Linked DNA regions of Homo sapiens: region 1 is linked to region 2. A link is an interaction called in ENCODE POLR2A ChIA-PET data of the cell type or tissue named here. Cell type or tissue: Panc1. All regions are shown on one strand. Each heading gives the region's core, and the rest is flanking DNA. Links, peaks and the distances in the headings are about the cores only.

Region 1 (2,919 bases), core at 158-2,657, 96 kb after region 2:
ATATCTTAGAAGTCCTTTCTTATCAGCTCATATAAATCAGCCTGAATCTTTTTAATGGCTACACAGTATTACAATAAGTATGACTGTGCTGTCCTTTAGTTAACTCATTCTTCATCAATGAATGTTTAAGTTGTTTCTAAATTTTTATCATTAAAAATTATACTGCAGCCTTAGATAATCCTCTTTATACATGTATGAAAACGTATCGGGATAAATTGCTTGAAATATAATTGCTAAGTTAAAGGGCATGTGAATATTTAATTGATATGGATGTAGTCACATTATCCTTCATAAATATACCAATTAGTTTACATTTCTACCAAGAATTGCATAGGGAAGCCTGTTTCCTATATCCTCACCAACACCTTGTTTTCAAATTATTTATTATTTGTTAATAGGATAAAATGTTATTGCTACTTTTAAGTTACATTTCCTTAATTTTGAATGTGCATCTACACATACATTTAAAAGCCATTTGCATTTTTTTCTTGCTAAAAGCTATCCAGGCTGAGCACAGTGGCTTATGCCTATAATCCCAGCAGTTTGGGAGGCTGAGGTAAAAAAAAAAAAAAAAATGCTTGAGACCAAGAGTTCAAACCAACCTGAGGTAAGGAGAAACCCTGTCTTTACAAGAAATGAGCTGGGTGTGGTGGTTCATTTAGTCCTAGCTGCTTGGGAGGCTGAGGTAGGAAGATCACCTGACCCTAAGAGTTTGAGGCTGCAGTGAACTATGATTATGCCACTGCCTGCCAGCCTGGGGACCAGAGTAAGACCCTGTCTCAAACAACAACAACAACAACAACAACAACAACAACAACAACAACAACCCCCAAGTTGCCTGGGAATGGGATAGAACTTGTCCTCTGAAACTAACTTGTCAGAACTTTTTATGAATTGAGGAATTTACCTGTTGTATTATGTTGCATTTTTTCTACCATAATTGTCTTTTTACTGTTTTATGGCTTTGAAGTTTTTCTGTGGTCACAGTCATTAATCTTTTCCTTTGAGGCTTTTGGTTTACGTATCTTGCTTTAGCTGTCCCCACTCCAAATATTTTTTTTTTTAGTTGTAATATTTTCTTTGACTTTTACATTTTTTTTTAACCTTCTGATCCACTGAAATTTATTTTGGTATAAATAGGGATGATACATATTTATTTCCTCCCCCAGTGTCTGGCCAGTTATCCCATCATCATTTGTTGGACAACTGACATTTTTCTACTGCTTTTAAATGTCACCTTGGTAAGAAATTATTTGTGTGTGAGCCTCTCTTGACCTCTGTTTCACGGATCTGTCTTTTCCTGCAAAGTCGGTTAGAAAATTACATGTACCGGTTAATCCTAATGCTGAATGTACATTCCAAATTTTGTTGATAGTTTAAACCAAATAAAAGGCAAGAGGAACATTTGATACTTTTTTTTGTCAGCCTGTGGTCCTTATGTGTCACATCAGGGAGTAATATGCTTATACGAGAGATTTAATGTGTGACCTGGAAGATGAAGTGGGGTTGGGTAGAATGGGAACAACGAACATTTTACTTCCAAATAGCCAGTAACTATTTTCTAAAAATAAATTACCTTGGAGCTTTGATGAAAAATGAAGGGGTGCCTAGGCAGTGAAGGGATTTATGATGATGGGTGAAGTGTTAGAGACTCGGGGCAGTTCTTCATCATTCACAGTGTGCTTTGCTCACACAGATCAAGGCCGACTTTCACTGTCCGTATAACTCTATCTTCTGTTCTTACAGACTGCTTTGTTAGCATTGTCATGCCTCAGGGCCTTTGCACATACAGTTTATCTCTGCCTATAATTCTCTTTTCTAAAATAGCTGTTTCTTCATATCCTTCAGACTTCTGCCCAAATATTTCCTATCAGAGAGCCCTTCTCTGACCACCCTTCCTAAAATGTACTTTCAGCTCATGTTCCTCTTTTCAGAGAGCACATTACTTTCTGACATAGACATACTCTGACCTTTCCCATGAGTTCCATGAGCTAAGCACCGGAAGTATGGCCTGACATAGAGACATTCAACTACTTGTTTTATTTTTCTATTTTTTCAGCCAGTGTTTTGCTCTGTCACCCAGACTGGAGAGCAGTGGCATGATCTCAGCTCACTGCAACCTCTGCCTCCTGCGTTCAAACGATCTTCCCACCCCAGCCCCCCAAGTAGCTGGGACCACAGGCGTGTGCCACCATGCCTGGCTAATTTTTGTGTATTTTGTAGAGACAGGGTTTCGCCGTGTTTCCCAGGCTAGTCTCGAGCTTCCGAGCTCAAGCAATCTGCCTGCTTCAGCCTCCCAAAGTGCTGGCATTGTAGGTGTGAGCCACCGTGCCCAGCCTGAACCACTTGTTAAATGAGCAAATACACATTGCTATCTTCTTCTCTTCACTGTTTACTAGTGTGCAACTAAGAAGTTGCTGAAATGAAATGAGGCTTGAAATTGCTCCATTTGGAACCAAAATACTAGATTATCTTTTTTGTTTTGTTTTGTTTTCCTTTGTTCTAGGAAAGTATGACCCAGACATTGAGTGCTGAGAAGGTTAGCTCTGCTCAGATGGGTATTTGTATCTGAGAAATATTATTTCCAGGATGGAGGGGATGCTGGACTAGAAGGCTCAAAGGGCCATGACCCCTACCAGGAGCTATAAAGCAAGCAAGGGACAACTCTGCTTTATGAGTATGTGTCCAAAATGATGCATGCACACACTGACATGTTTTTCTTAGTATATGAGGGACTTCATTACAAAATCCTAAATCTCTATTTTTCTGAACCTTCAGCTGTTCATGTTTTCTCCATTGGTATGATATAGGAGGACGTGAGATAAAGAATAATACTTTTAATAGCCCTTTAATGACCCAGAATCTTTGCTATCATTGAGATTTCTATGTAGGAAGAACTGGGGGTAAAATTTTACTGTA
Region 2 (2,919 bases), core at 176-2,675:
TATTTGAAATGAGAGACCTGGCTTTTTAAATGACCAGTTGTCACAATCTGTGCTTCTAGGACAAGATAATATTGAATGGCCCTTGCAGTTTTACAAAAGTCCATTTTTTTTTTAAATGGATACAAAATAACTATACATATTTATGGGCTACATATGTGTTATTTTGATATATACATACAATGTACAATGATCGAATCAGGGTAGTTGGGATATTCATTTCTTGAAACATTTAAATTTCTTTGTGCTGAGAACATTTCAAATGTTCTCTTCTAGTTATTTTGAAATACACAAGAAATTATTAATAACAATAGGCACCCCACTATGCTATCAAACACTAGGACTTATTCCTTCTATTTAATTGTATTTTTTCCCTTTTTCCTCATGTTCTAACTAACTGTATTTTTGTACCCATTAACCTGCCTTTCTTCATACCCCTTTTCCCCTATCCTTTGTAGACTCCAGTGACTATCATTCTATTCTCCACTTTCATGAGATCAACTTTTTTAGCTCTCATGTATGAGTGGGAACATGCAATATTTGTCTTTCTGTGCCTAGCTTAACTTAACACAATATTAATAAACTCTGTTTCCATCCATGTTGTTGCAAATGACTGAGTTTCATTCTTTTTTTATGGCTGAATATTCTACTGTGTTTATATACCACATTTTCTTTTTTTTTTTCTTTCTTTTTTTTTTTTTTTTTTTTTTTTTTTTGAGACGGAGTCTCGCTCTTTTGCCTAGGCCGGACTGCAGTGGCACTATCTCTATCTCGGCTCACTGCAAGCTCTGCCTCCTGGGTCCACGCCATTCTCCTGCCTCAGCCTCCCAAGTAGCTGGGACTATGGGCGCCTGCCACCATGCCTGGCTAATTTTTGTATTTTTAGTAGAGACGGGGTTTCACCATATTGGTCAGGCTGGTCTTGAACTCCTGACCTCAGGCGATCCACTCACCTCGGCCTCCCAAAGTGCTGGGCTTATAGGCGTGAGTCACCGCACCTGGCCATATACCACATTTTCTTTATCCATTCATCCATTGATGGACACGTAGGTTGCTTCTATATCTTGGCTATCGTGCATAGTGCTGTAATAAACATGGGAGAGTAAATATCTCTTTAATTGATTTCCTTTCTTTGGGATATATCCCCAGTAGTGGGATTGTTGGATCATATGGTAATTCTATTTTTAGTTTTTTAAGGAATCACCATACTGTTTCCCATAATGGCTGTAGTAATTTACATTCCCACCAACAGCGTACGAGAGTTCCTCTTTCTTTGCGTCCTCGCCAGCAATGCTTGCTTTTTGTCTTTTTGATAGTAGCCATTTTATCAGAAATGAAGTGATACCTCATTGTGGTTTGGATTTGCATTTCCCCAGTGATTAGCAATGTTAAACATTTTTTCTTCTACCTCTTGGCTCTTTGTATGTGCAGAAACCTTTCCAACATGGTGCATGAGAAAACACCCATATTTGAAGGAAAACAAATGTGTTTCATCACCTCTCAAACTTGTACTATTCTCTCTGCCTTTCTTTCCTCCGTAGTGCCATGCATCCTCAGGTCCCTACTTAATTCAGGCTTTTCCTGGCTACCTTGTAGCCTCTGGAATAGTTCAGGTGTTTCTGCTATGAGTTCGCATCCTCCTTGGAGTTCCTGCATCTGTAAACTTGTCACTCTATAGCAAATGCTCACTCATTTGACTATCTTCCTAGGTACTCTGCAGGCCCCATGAGGGCAGCCCAGGTCTGCTTTGTGGCTTGTTATATTCCAGCACCTAGTTCCACCCTTGATACATTATAGGCACTGAAGAAACAATCTACAGGCCAGGGGTGGTGGCTCATGCCTATAATCCTGGCATTTTGGGAGGCCGAGGTTGGTGGATCACCCGAGGTCAGGAATTTGTGACCAGCCTGGCCAACATGGTGAAACCCCGTCTCTACTAAAAATATAAAAATTAGCCAGGCGTGGTGACATGTGCCTGTAATCCCAGCTACTCAGGAGGCTGAGGCAGGAGAATCGCTTGAACTAGAGAGGCAGAGGTTGCAGTGAGCCGAGATTGCACCACTGCACTCCAGCCTGGGTGACAGAGTGAGACTCTTTCTGAAAAAAAAAAAAAAAAAAAGGGGGAAGAAAAAAACAATCTACAGAATGAAAGCAGTCCCTGTCACTTTCACACTTATATTTTGGGTTTGGTATGGGTTTGTTTGGATGTAAGAAAGCTACCATCTGCCTTTTCATCAATTTTTTTTTACTGTCTTTGTCTTATCCTGGAAACTTGAAGTTTGGAAGGTTTTGTTAGGTTGAAAGTTGCAGGGGTCTATGTCTACATGTCCTGCTACTAGCAAGACACTGGTTGAGGGGAATTTTCTAATCCTGCTTGAAGGAGGCAGCACCTGGTGAGCTGTTTTTTGTTTTATTTTGTTTTTTTTTTCATAGGTGCCTTTTCTTTTTTCTTTTGTTTTTCAAAATATTTTTGGGTTTTTTCGAGACAGAGTCTCACTCCAATGCCCAGGCTGGAGTGCAATGGTGCAATCTCGGCTCACTGCAACTTCTGCCTCCCAGGCTCAAGCAATTCTCCTGCCCCAGCCTCCCAAGTAGCTGAGATTGCAGGCGCCCGCCACCACAGCTGGCTAATTTTTTGTATTTTTTAGTAGAGACAGGGTTTCACCATATTTGGCCAGGCTGGTCTTGAACTCCTGACCTCAGGTGATCCACCTGTATCAGCCTCCCAAAGTGCTGGGATTACAGGTGTGAGCCACCACACCCGGCCTATATGTGCCTTTTCTAAGATAACCAAATTAAAAGAGAGTGACTGCTCAGAATCACCAAGGATCAGAGCTGGATGTACTCTTAAAAGATGCCCTTCACTCTGTAGATGGCAATTTTGAGACTCAGATTGGGGAAGGGCCAGCCTTGCTTAAGCTC

The links. Peaks named below come from ENCODE experiments on the same cell type or tissue, not always from the same donor. Only the 100,000 strongest peaks of a DNase experiment are listed, where the experiment ranks them.
Region 1: POLR2A ChIA-PET joins it to region 2 with 10 read pairs; 3 of 35 experiments call an interaction of 5 or more read pairs at or near these places.

The regions. Positions count from the first base shown.
Region 1 is chr5:156,863,399-156,866,317 of GRCh38, reverse strand. No RefSeq gene overlaps it. Among named protein-coding and RNA genes, the nearest start is that of PPP1R2B, 15 kb to the right of the region's middle. In Panc1, for the core only: no CTCF peak of the experiment used is centred there; no DNase peak of the experiment used is centred there.
Region 2 is chr5:156,959,603-156,962,521 of GRCh38, reverse strand. The region is part of intron 1 of TIMD4 (T cell immunoglobulin and mucin domain containing 4); the gene reads left to right. Among named protein-coding and RNA genes, the nearest start is that of TIMD4, 2.2 kb to the left of the region's middle. In Panc1, for the core only: no CTCF peak of the experiment used is centred there; no DNase peak of the experiment used is centred there.